Regions from separate parts of the Homo sapiens genome. Here region 2 is linked to region 1. A link is a contact called in ENCODE Hi-C or POLR2A ChIA-PET data. All regions are on one chromosome and are shown on one strand. Each heading gives the region's core, a stretch centred on a gene start or an enhancer-like site at or near the end of the contact. The rest is flanking DNA. Distances are from core to core; before and after follow the strand shown.

Region 1 (6,300 bases), core at 1,606-4,105:
AAGGTCACACAAAAAGGCAGAACTGGATGCAAACTCTCAGCCTCCCAAATCTCCTCTATGTGGTGCTGTCCCAGAGTGGACAGCATGTGAAAAACAATGGTCTTTTGTGGTCTCAAATGAACCACCCCAGAGCTGTGTGAGGGTTCCTTCAAGTGTGAGGAAGGACTGTTTCTTAGACTCCCTCACTCCCTTTCCCCATTCCCCAACCATGTGAACTACTTAGTGGCTTATAATCTGCTAACACTTGGCCTCCCACGGGACTGAGCCTATTCCAAAGTCCACTCTTGCCAACCCTCTACAAGGCACTCTGAATTTTTTTTTAGCCATATTGCTCTCGGGAAATCTGCTGCCTGCAATCTGTGCATAATATACGAAGGGTGTGGTTTAAAAAACATCTAAATCGTGATTTGTAACCCACTCAGATTCATGTGGCCATTCCTTTTAGCTTACTCTTTTTTTAGAAATTGAGGTCAACACATTTCAGGGCTAATTTTGACTTCATTCAAATGTCATTTGGGGTTTGCAGATTAAGATTTTGAGGGAGTCCAGTACAGTAAACCTACATATTTTGTTTATATAAATGATTTTTCAGATGTAATAATAGTAATAGCTAATATGCATTGAGTGCTTTGTGTCTGCCCGGCATTTGGCATACATTATCTCATTTGATCTTCACAATAACCTTATGAATTAAGTACTGTTATGATCCTCATTGTGTAGCTAAGGAAACTGAGTCTCAGAAAGGTTAAGTCACTTGCTTAAAGTCACACAGCCAGGAAGTGGCATAGTAAGGATTTGAACCCAAGTATGTCTGATTCAAGAGATAATGTACTTAACCAGTACACAATTTGGCCTAATAGATAATATATGTATTTATGCCTATTAAGCACCAGAAAGAATAATCAAGAAACTTAACTCTGGGGAATAGAACTGGGGTTTGAAAAGAAAGGAGACTTACTCTTTATTCTTGTGCTTCTCTTTGAACTTTATTTACCTTTATTTATTGGTACATTGTATTATATTCCTATAAAAACCTAAATTTTTACATTTAAATAAGTGAAAACTTCTTATTTTTGCTTTTTTTAATTAAAGAAGGAATTGTCATGATAATGTCAGGTCTATATATTAGTAGATTAAATATACATGACCCTTTTGCAAAGTTCATATACACATGAATCTTTGAAAAGTTCACATCCTCTGACATTATTGAAAAATTTATCCCAGGAAAACCACAGTTCCAATATGTAGTCTAATTCTGAGTACCAAAGTTCACATTTCTGATATTAAATTATTTTTTATTGGGGGTAATCATTTTATTTTTGAACATGATATTTATTCTCAATAAAAGTTGTATGTTTTCCTTGGGAAATTTGTAATCAGACCTTTACATTTTTATGTACTGTTATATCTACGTCTGGATATTATTACTGAACATCCTCTAGCATTTGTGAAATAATGCTGTATTACATAATCAGATATACTATTTGTGGATCAATTAGTAAAACTTTAAAGCAAATTTTAAATTAATTAAAAATTTTGGTGAAAACTAATTTTACTCTGATTGAAAAGTAAACATTACAATCCCCTTCAGTACTCACAGCCTCAGAGAACTGTATCAGTCACACTAAAAGTCACTTGGGAGAATTCCTCAGTAGATTATAGAAAAAAATAATCCACCATTTTTAAAATCAAGAAAATACACACACACTAACTATAATTTATCCTTTCTAACAATCCCAAAGGGAATCTACTCTTACCACTCAAATGGCTAGTGCTTCTAAAAATTAAAACAACCCCTGCCCCACCAATGTTCTTTTTAATGCCCCCTCTCATACTCTTGGAATTTACTTAACAAATCACTATCTGCTTGTGGTAGGAAAAATCTGTAAGCCCCTCTACAAGGCCCCTGTCCTTTCGGTTGCTTGATATTTCCCCCAGATTCTCAGAGCAAATTTGGTTTTTCTTAAAAATCGCCATCCTCAAAGCAGTATATTCCTGATGTTCCGACAGTGAGTCTCACTCTAGCTAGCTGCTACAAAAACCTTTCATTCAGAAGAAGGCAAGAGGTTTCACCGACCGTGCACAGCCCTCTCATTCACACACTTCATAAACAACAGGACTTTGCCCAACCCTCTCCTCTAGGAAGGCATCCCAGTTTTTTTTATCAACCAGTTTGCAGCATCAGTATCATTCCCTTCCAAAAGACCTTGCAGAAAAATTATGGATTTCACAGCATAGGATTAGGGCTGGAAAGGACCGATGTCATTGCATAGACTCACCAATTCTGTCCACATTTCAAAACAGCAGCTAATGCTTTCTTAAAGCTCACATCTGAAAATCCTTTTAGGATTGAGAGCAATTAAAAGGGGAATCATAACCCCCGTGGTTCCCCCATAAGGTCCTGACAGATCTGATAAATGGAACTGAGTCAGAGATACAGAGGCTGGGCTGCTGGGGAAAGAAAATGGCTTGTCTCCTCCAGGCCCTAATTCCTTCCTCTGAAACAGTTCCCTTTAAATTCAAGAAACCATGCAGAGATGTACCCCCCCCCACCCCCCTTGCAGGTTTTCGTTTTTTAAAAGAAAGCCTGTCTGCCTCTTGCTCGCCCCCATGATACTCACGGCAGCTGCCTTAGCTGGAATAAGTCCTCCTCCATGTCCGCGCTGCGCCAGGATGAGCCCTTCTCATGGCCCTTACATGGTAGTGGTGGATGACGAGCCCTCCGGTTTTCAGCACCGGGAAGCTGGACAGCACCCGCGCCGCTTCCTCCCTGGAGCAGCAGCTGTTCGGGGAGGGAGCCGCTGGGGACCAGCCCACGAGACAAAGCCTCCGCCGCCAGGAGACCGCGGCGAGAGTGGGCGGAGAAGAGGAGGCGGAGGGCAGAGCGAGCTGCGCGGGGAGAGGGGGCAGGGAGAGCCCTTCTGCTTGGAAGAGTTCACAGGCTCTCTGGCTGATGGTGTATCACTGGGATGCCTATAGGGCACACCAGTCTGTGAAATGGTTGTCCGGGTACCAGTGAGCACCCTTTGATTGACGATGCGTGTCTAAATGTTTATTTGCGTGGATTCATTAATGTTATCCGTATAACACTCTTGAAACCCAGGCTGCTGTAACAAATACAGGCATGCATTTAAGTACGGTTTACTGAGCACCTATGTGCCAGGCACTGTAATAGGCACTGGGGGTATGACAGAACAAATTCGACCTGTCATTGTCATCGTGGAGCTAAGGGTCTAGTGAAATGAATCAAGAAAAGAAAAATGTAAATTAGGTATGAGAAGGCCAAAGATCACTCATTCTTTCAACAAGCGTTATTGGGTGAATTCTACAGCCCTGACCCTGGGGAATAAAAACATGAGTAAAATAAAGTCTCTGCCTTCAAGATCCTAGATAGTTTAATGGTTCCCCTAAGCCACCTCTCACTAGAATTTCTGACCCCTTTAGAACTTAAGCTCCATGAGGTTTCACTGATGTGTCCCAAGTACTAGAACAGTGTCTGGCACATAGAAGGTACCCCATAAATATTTGTTGAATAAATGGTTCTCAGTTCAGGCTGCATATAAGAATTGCCTGGCTCCATTTCAAACCAATTGAACTCAACTCTCGGGAGGTGGAGGCCAAGCCTGGGTATTTTTTATTTTTTCAATATTTATTTATTTATTTTTGAGACAAGTTCTTGCTCTGTTGCCCAGGCTGGAGTTGCAGTGGCATGATCATGGCTCATTACAGCCCCAACCACCTGGGCTAAAGCAATCCTCCCACCTCAACCTCCCTAGTAGCTGGGATCACAGGCTCATCCCAGCATACCCAGCTAATTTATTTATTGTAGAGATGGGGTCTTGCTTTGTTGCCCAGGCTGATCTAGAACTCCTGGCCTCAAGCAATCCTCCCATCTCGGCCTCCCAAAATGCTGGGATTATAGATGTGAGCCATTGCGCCCGGCCTCAGGGTATTTTTTAAAAGCTCCCCAGCACCATGAAGTGGAAACCCCTGATCAAGTGTGAACAAATGAAAAGAAAAGCTGGAAAATTATACAACAGAAAACTACTAAGATGATCCATGATGGCAACTGGCAAAAGCTATGAGAATGACCGTTGAATGGACACTTACAAGGAACTAAAGGAAGAAGGAAACATTTTTTTCTTTTTTTCTTTAATTGTTGACAAAGGGTGGGGGAAGTTGGAAGAGGGAACAAGAAAACCAATCTGAGAACTGAAAACAATCTCACATCGAATCCATAAAAGGACTTGAAAATCCAAAATTGAATGTGTGCCAGGCACCCGGATATGTACTTCACCATGGTCCCCTTGATCTTTGCAACAATCCTATGAGCAGGTGTGATTTTTATCCTTATTTTGTAAGATGAGGAAACAAGGCTCAGAGAAGGGTAGATTTGCTTGCACAAGGTCATGAGGACAGGAAAGAGTTGATCTGGACTTAAAACCCCGGCAGTCTATCTCCACAACCTGCGCCCTTAAATGCTAGGCTTTCTCTGAGTGTCTCAAAAGAAACCATCCATTGCGGGTATAGTAGGAGAAATTGGAACTATTGAAACATTGGATAACTTTAAACAAATCTAATGTTGGGAAAACCAATTATACAGTGGTACTCAAGCTCCAATGTATTATTTATCTAGTAAATATTAATGAGCAACAACTATGTGTCTGTCACAATGATAGTTTGAACTTATTCATGGCTCCTTCTCACCTCATACTGGAGTCAATCACAAGTTGTCCCACCCACACTTATTTCTAAAGGAATCTCTCCCCCATCCCTGCTGTGCACTACATTTGGTATCACATGATTCCTGGCCACAGCTGATTGGCTAAGAGGGTGGACACTTATCTAAAGACATCCAATCCAAACACTTGTCAGTATCCCCATTGTTGCATAGCTGGGAAAGGGAGCTGGACAACCTGGTACCTTTTCGATTATGGATTCAAATGTCTCTGAAGGTTTTTGCTTTAATTACCCCTTTTCCCTCAATCCTGGTGTCAGGTGGGGCTCTCTAGGGCTCTATGAATATTCATTATGCTCACTCTAAACAGCCCTCTTAGGGGTCGGGTACCATGGCTCACGCCTATAATCCCAGCACTCTGGGAGGCCGAGGCGGATGGATCACTTGAGGTCAGGAGTTCCAGACCAGCCTGGCCAACATGGCAAAACCTCGTCTCCACTTGAAAATAAAAAAACTTAGCCAGGTGTGGTGGCACAGACCTGTAGTCCCAGCTACTCGAGAGGCTGAGGCAGGAAAATCGCTTGAAGCCAGGAAGCAGAGGTTGCAATGAGCTGAGATCGCGCCACTGCACTCCAGCCTGGGTGATAGAGCGAAACTCTGTCTCAATAAATAAATAAATAAATAAATAGCCCCCTTATCATCCCATTTCAGCTTCTACTCATGTGCCTTAATCAGGACTTTTTTTTTTTTTTTTTTTTTTTGAGACAGAGTCTCTCTCTGTCACCCAGGCTGGAGTGCAATGGCGCAATCTCGGCTCACTGCTACCTCCACCTCCCGGATTCAAGCAATTCTCTGCCTCGGCCTCCCAAGTACCTGGGATTACAGGTGCCCGCCACCATGCCTGGCTAATTTTTTTGTATTTCTAGTAGAGACGGGGTTTCACCATCTTGGCCAGGCTGGTCTTGAACTCCTGACCTTGTGATCCACCTGCCTCGGCCTCCCAAAGTGCTGGGATTACAGGTGTGATCACCACCGCGACTGGCCAATCAGTATTTTTTGATGTTCAACAGAGACCAAGTCAAGTTCCTTCAAAGGAAAAAGGGAGTTTGCAGCCTGGAACTGGAGAGTGGTTAAAGCAGGCTCAGTCCTGGGGACTCTCTTCCCAGCTCCACCTCTTCCTGGGTGGGTAACCTCGAGCAGGTTGTCTAACTTTCCGTGCTTGCATTTCCTCATCAGAAATACGGGGATCAATAACCATAACTACTTCATAGGGTGGTGGTCAGAATCAAAGATAAAATGGAGGTGAAGGACCACACACTTGGATGGCACATAATAAGTGTTAGCTGTTGCAATGGTTAAATTAATTTATTTTAATTTTATTTTTTGAGACAAGATCTGGCTCTATCATCCAGGCTGGAGTGTGGTGGTGTGATCTCAGCTCATTGCCACCTCCACCTTTCAGGCTCAAGCCATCCTCCCACCTCAGCCTCCCGAATAGCTGGGATTACAGGTGTGCGCCACCATGCCAGGCTAATTTTTGTATTTTTTATAGAGAGGGGGTATCATCATGTTGCCCAGGCTGGCCTCAAACTCGTGAGCTCAAGCAATCAACCTGCCTCGGC
Region 2 (6,300 bases), core at 2,359-4,858, 72 kb after region 1:
GAGTGCTGGCGCTATTCCACTCTTAGAGCCCCAGTGTACTAAGAAATGATTTGTACCAATGAACCAAATAGGGTGGAACCCTAAACACTTCCTTTTGGAGGAGACAGAAGACTTGTAACATTGAGTCCACTAAACAGGGTGTCACCTGTTGATGAGCACAAAGTTGAAGGTCTGTCCAGTCACCCCAGAGACGTGATCCCGGATGCGCTCTAGAACTGGGATCCAGGGCTTTGGAGACAGCGTGAGGCCTGAAAATGTGTAGGTCAGCCCAGCGTCGCCATACGTTGCCTGCTTCCTGGGCACACTGTGCCACTTCCCGAATACCTGGACTCTGGCCAGTGCTCCTGTGCAGAGGAAACATGGCAGTTCCTTTCTACCTGACCCCCATCTAGAAATCCAGATGCCCCCCCCAACCCGCACTGCCATCACCAGAAATCCAGTGCCCCACATACATGCTCCCTGGGTATTCAAGATTGAAAGGGAAGTAAGGAATAACATTTCCCCGTCATTCCATGCAATTTAAACCCCTCTTCAATCATCATTTTGGCTTGCCCCAAATTTTCTTTTTGTTTTGTTTTCTTTGAGACAGGGTCTCCCTGTGTCACCCAGGCTGGAGTACAGTAGCACAATCTCAGCGCACTTCAACCTCCACCTCCCGTGCTCCAGCAATCCTCCCGCATCAGCCTCCTGAATAGCTGGGACCACAGGGGCGTGCCACCATGCCTGGCTAACTTTTTTGTAAGCTCACTGCAACCTCCACCTCCAGGGCTCCAGCAGCCCTCCTGCCTCAGCCTCCTGAGTAGCTGGGACCACAGGGGCATGCCACCATGCCCGGCTAACTTTTTTTGTATTTTTTTGTAAGACACAGGGTTTTATCATGTTGCCTAGACTGGTCTTGAACTCCTGGGCTCAAGTGGTCCGCCCACCTCAGTCTCCCAAAGTCTGGGATTATAGGTGTGCACCACTGCACCAAGCCAACTGCCCCAAATGTTCATGTAAGAACAGTGACTCTTGTTCTACAAGGAGAGAAACATGGTCCTGGGCCATTTTTTTAGTGAACACTGTAACTTAACTGCCTTAACTACAGTAAGGGCAGAATAAAGAGGCTGAAATTGGAACACGATAAAGTTAGTTTACAGGCTAGGATAGCTTGTCAACTGTAGGGACTAAGGGCATGTGACCCCATGAAAGATGGGGCTCACACTGCTGGGGTCTCTTGTGGGCATTTCTTTTTTTAAAGAGATGGTGAGCCAGGCGCGCTGGCTCATGCTTGCAATCCCAGCACTTTGGGAGGCCAAGGCGAGGATCACTCAAGGCCAGGAGTTCAATTAACAGCCTGGGTAACACAGTGAGACCTACAGATAATTTAAAAATTATCCAGGCTTGGTGGTGTACATCTGTGGTCCCAGTTACTTAGGATGCTGAGGTGGGAGAATCACTTGAGCCCAGGCGGACGAGGCTGCAGTGAGCCAAGATCGTGCCCCTGCCCTCCAGCCTAGGTGACAGAGCGAGACCCTGTCTCAAAGCATAAAAGAATAAAGTGACGAGGGGGTCTCACTATGTTGCCCAGGCTGGACTTGAACTCCTGGCCTCAAGTGATCCTCCTGCCTCAGCCTCCAGAGTAGCTGGGATTACAGGTGTGTACCACCGTGCCTGGCCTGTGGGCTTTCGTTTTTTGTTTTGTTTTGTTTTGAGACACAGTCTCACTCTGTTGCCCAGGCTGGAGTGCAGTGGTGCGATCTCGGCTCACTGCAACCTCTGCCTCCCGGTTTCAAGTGATTGTCCTGCCTCAGCCTCTCAAGTAGCTGGGACTACAGGCATGCACCACTACGCACAGCTCATTTTTTGTTGTTGTTGTTGTATTTTAGTAGAGATAGGGTTTCACCATATTGGCCAAGCTGGTCTCGAACTCCTGACCTCAAGTGATTCGCCCGTCTCGGGCTCCCAAAGTGCTGGGATTACAGGCGCGAGCCACCACGCCTAGCTTCCTGTGGGCTTTTCTATGCCTCTCTGCCAGATCCTTGTGTCCTCATTACAGGATAGAGGTGTGGTTCTCAACATGTGCTCCCCAGACCAGCAGCACCTGGACTCTCCTTAGAAACTAAACTAAACCACAGGGGTAGGGTCCAGCAATCCAAGTCCTGCCAACAGCAAGTCCACCAGGTGATGCTGAGAACCACTGGTGTGGAGAAATTACCTGGTTATTTGCCATCTCTCCTATGAGACCAGTGATTCTCAAACCCTGACTGCCCATGAGAATCACCTGGAAGCTTTTTAAACAAACAAGTGGTCAGCCTGCACTCGGAGCGATTCTGATTGAAGTGCTCTGCAGTAGAACCCAGCACGTTTTTTTACTTTGTTTTGTAAACTTTCCCAGAAGATACTCATCAGTAGCCAAGGAGAGATTCACTCGAGTCATCTGTCAGCTCCTAGTAGACAGGCAATCCAGTTTCTTTCAAGTTTATGTCCCAAGCACCTAAGGGGCTTAGCCCAGAGGTGCTCAGAGAATATTGGATGAATCCATTAGTGAACCCATCAGTAAATAATGGATCCTGAGTTCAGATTTCTCCAAACATACGATCATTAATTGCACCAAACAAGCCCTCAATGCACACACACACACACACACACCCCTCTGCTTACCTGTAAAATATTCTACTTCTTTCTCCAACTCTTGGAAAATCTCATCTGCCTCAGCTTTGCCAAACAGGACTGTGTAACTGCAGTCCAGGCCCTCAGCCCGAATGTGCCGCCAGCTAGGGCCTGCTGAGTGGCCTCCATTCCCTGGGGCCTCTCTCCTGGGCCTCTTCCTTGTGCTTTCTTTGTCTCCTCCCAACACAGCTGGCTCTTCTCCAGTTGGCTCTTGCTCCTCCTGCTTCCTCAAAAGGCCCCCTTGAGCCCCTTTCACCAGGAATCTGTCCATCCTGTCCCCACAGGAAAGAAGGGACGTCAGTGGCGAGGCCAAGACAGAAATTGCTCAAGTTCTATCCCCAGTGCAAAAATCTGTTTGTCCAAGGGGTCTCACAGCAACATTCCTAGTTTCACATTTTCATTTTAAAGTTTAAAACCATGTCCTAGAAAGGAAACAGAAGATGTTAAAGCCGGAAGGGACCCTAGGGACAATCTGATCCAGGGTCTCCCACGTCCACCTGTGCATCAGAATCAGCTGGCTAGCTTGCAAAAACCCAGAGGTCTGCACTCCACGCCTGAGCACCTGAATTTTTAAAGAACTACCTCCTGGGAATTCGCACGCCACAGCTAAACTTAGAAACTACAATCCAAACCCTCATTTTGCAGAAGGGGAAACTGTTGCCCACAGAGGCGAAGAGGTTTGCCCAAAGTCAACTGTCCACCCCTTTAAGGAGGAAGGACCCATAACTGACCTCGCTGCCCCCCACCAGTGTTAAAATAGATCAGTCTAGTGATGCTCAAGTGGATACGATTCAGAAGCGAGACGCAAAGAGGTTAAACACGGGTAAACCGCACGCAAAATTCTGATATCACTGCAACACGTCCGTGGGGTGGGGGTGGCAAGAGTGCTCTAGCATCGCAGCTCCGGCGCAGATCGGAATCCCGCAGTCACCCTGGTGGCCTCGTGGTGGGAAAGACGCGCCCCAGCGAATCGGTCGCGTCACTTCCGGAGCACGCTGGGAACTACGGCAGGCTAGGGCGCAAAGAGAGCAGCCGGGCGGCCCCCTGGTGCCACCTGCTGGCCTCCCGTGTGTGGCAAGCACTGCCGCTTTCCCGTTGATCACCTGTTGGGCCACTGTCGAGAATCACGGCTGGGGTGAGAACTGTGGCTTGGCGTCACTTCTCAGTGAGGGTTACTTTGGTGTCCGGAAAGGGCGTTGGGCCACCAGTATATTGTCACGAGTGGGAGCAGGAGTTCTGCAGTCGGATATCGTGGATTCTGTTTCTGTCTCCTCCGCCCTGGCTGTGTGGCCTCCCACAGGTCACTTAACCTCTCTGGGGTTAAGTTGCCTCATCTGTGAAGTGCGGACTACAGCACCTATGTCATGAGAGCGCCTGAGGAGATGACAGGATGCATGAGAAATGCTCTGTCCTCTAAATAAATGTTGGTTCCATTATTGCTCGTTTTTCTTTGTTTTCTTGTTTTTTGATGTTGTTCTTGTTTGTTTTGTTTTTTTGAGACAGGATCTCACTCTGTTGCCCAAGCTGGAATGCAATGGCATGATCATAGCTCACTGCAGCCTTGAACTCCTGGGTTAGAGCGATCCTCCCGTCTCAGCCTCTGGAGTAGCTGGGACTACAGGCACATCCCACCCCACCCTAAATAATTTTTTTATTATTTTTAGTAGAGATAGGGCCTTGCTATGTTGCCCAGGCTGGTCTCAAGCTCCTGGGCTCAAGTGATCCTCCCACCTGGGCCTCCCAAATTGTTGGGATTACAGGCGTGAGCCACCACGACCGGCTCCTAATTTTTATTTACTCTGTCTCCCCTCAATGGAACGAAAGCTCCATGAGATCAGAGGCTTTGTTTTGACAGATTTCAACAAATGTACAATATTGTATGATCACCACCACAATCAAGATCTAAGACAGTTCCGTCCCTCCATAAAACTGCTCCAGCCTCTTAATCAACTTCGCCCATCACCCAGCATCAGCAACCACTGATCTGTCTTCTCTCCCTATAGTTTTGCCTTTTCCAGAATTTCATATACAGGGAATTGCCGTGGTTTGAATATCTGTTCCTCCAAAATCCGCGTTGAAATTTAATCCTCAGTGTGGCAGTATTGAGAGGTGGGGCCTTGAAGAGGTGATTGGGACATGAGAGCTCTGTCATAATGTCCTCATAAATGAATTAATAGATTAATGGGCTCAGGGGTTAATGGGTTAATGGGTTACCGTGGGAGTGGGACTGGTGGCTTTATAAAAGGAAGAAGAGAGACCTGAGCTAGCACACTCAGGCCCCTCGCGATGTGATGCCCTACACGGCTTCAGGACTCAACAGAGTCCCCACCAGCAAGAGGGTTTTCACCAGATGCAGCCCCTCAACCTCGGACCTCTCAGCCTCTATGAGAAATGCCTTTGTGGGACTTCTTTCACTTAAGCATATTGCTTTTAAGATTCATTTATGCGCCCCCCCACCTCCCCGCTTTTTTTTGTGAGACAAGGTCTGGCTCTACTGCCTAAGCTGGAGTGCAGTTGCATGATCTCGGCTCACTGCAACCTCCACTTCCCAGGCTCCACTCCCACCTCAGCCTCCCAAGTAGCTGGGACTACAGGCATGCACCACTACACCCGGCTAATTTTTGTATTTTTTGTAGAGATGGGTTTTTGCCATGTTGCCCAGGCTGGTCTCCATAGTCTTCAGCTGGTGAGCTGAAGAAATCCGCCTGCCTTGGCCTCCCAAAGTGCTGGAATTGCAGTCATGAGCCGCTGTGCCCAGTCGTATATGCACATTTGTATTACTTATTTGTTCCTTTTTATTACTGGTATAGAAGGGATGCCCCACAGGAGTAGGCCCCACATAGGGTTGTTTCTCTGATTTTAGGTTACTATGAGTAAAATCACTATAAACATTCACATACAAGCTTTGTGAATATAGTTTTTCATTTCCCTTGGGTAAATAATGCCTAGGTGTGGGAGTGCTGGGTCATAGTGGCTCTAAGGGCAAATGATTTTCAGCTTTGAGCCTCTCTCCCTTAGACTTCAGCTTCTTGTCCTAGGCACTGGGACACACCAGCAACAAGAAGCAGCAAGTTCCTTTCTTCACTCAGGTTACATTTCGGGGATGGAGACAGAAACACACAAGGAAAGAATAAATAATATGCTGTCTCTAAAGAAATTGTGTAAAAAGAAAAAATAAATAAGATGCTTTTGTATAGTATAGCAGTTATAGAGCAATGGGCTAGAAAGTGGGGCAGGAGGAGAAGTCCTTTTCAGGGAAAGATCCTGAGCTGAGACCTGAGGCTTTCCAGGCAAGGGGACGGTGAATGCAAGGGTGTGCAGGCCACAGGGGGACAAGCTGGGTGTGTCCAGCAATTGTGCTGGGAGCTGGACTCAGTAGTGGGGGCTTCCATCAGAGAGGAGGCAGCACTGAGACCTGGGTAGGAAGCTGGGGTTTATTCTAAGCCTTTTTGAAAACCAAAGAAGGGTTTTAACCTAAGGATTGTCTTTTTTTTCTTTTTCTTTTTTTTGTTTGTAGACAGGGTCTTGCTCTGTCACCCAGGCTGGAGTGCAGTGGCACAATCTCAGCTCACTGCAACCTCCGCCTCCCGGGTTCAAGTGATTCTCCTGCCTCAGCCTCCTGAGTAGCTGGGATTGCAAATGCATGCC

Evidence for each region. A loop is a pair of places that touch in the nucleus more often than their neighbours do. ChIA-PET counts read pairs that join two places held with the same protein, here RNA polymerase II (POLR2A). Pooled maps may share reads with other maps.
Region 2: a map of dorsolateral prefrontal cortex shows a loop between it and region 1 (7-fold over the local background). The contact joins the promoter of ALKBH2 here to the promoter of SVOP in region 1. A Hi-C loop is called at or near these places in 4 of 168 maps with a recorded cell type or tissue (K562, dorsolateral prefrontal cortex and posterior cingulate gyrus), 1 of 37 single-sample maps with no recorded cell type and 6 of 50 pooled maps. POLR2A ChIA-PET finds 5 or more read pairs at or near these places in 6 of 52 experiments (B cell, BJ, Caco-2 and 3 more).

What each region holds. Positions count from the first base shown.
Region 1 is chr12:109,018,213-109,024,512 of GRCh38, forward strand. It overlaps SVOP (SV2 related protein), which reads right to left and starts at 2,856. Exons shown (of 16, transcript NM_018711.5): 1 at 2,622-2,856. The coding sequence starts at 2,656. It also overlaps a transcript of USP30 not described here.
Region 2 is chr12:109,089,864-109,096,163 of GRCh38, forward strand. ALKBH2 (alkB homolog 2, alpha-ketoglutarate dependent dioxygenase) reads right to left here and starts at 3,609. Exons shown (of 4, transcript NM_001145374.2): 1 at 3,384-3,609; 2 at 2,644-3,074; 3 at 146-344. The coding sequence starts at 2,923.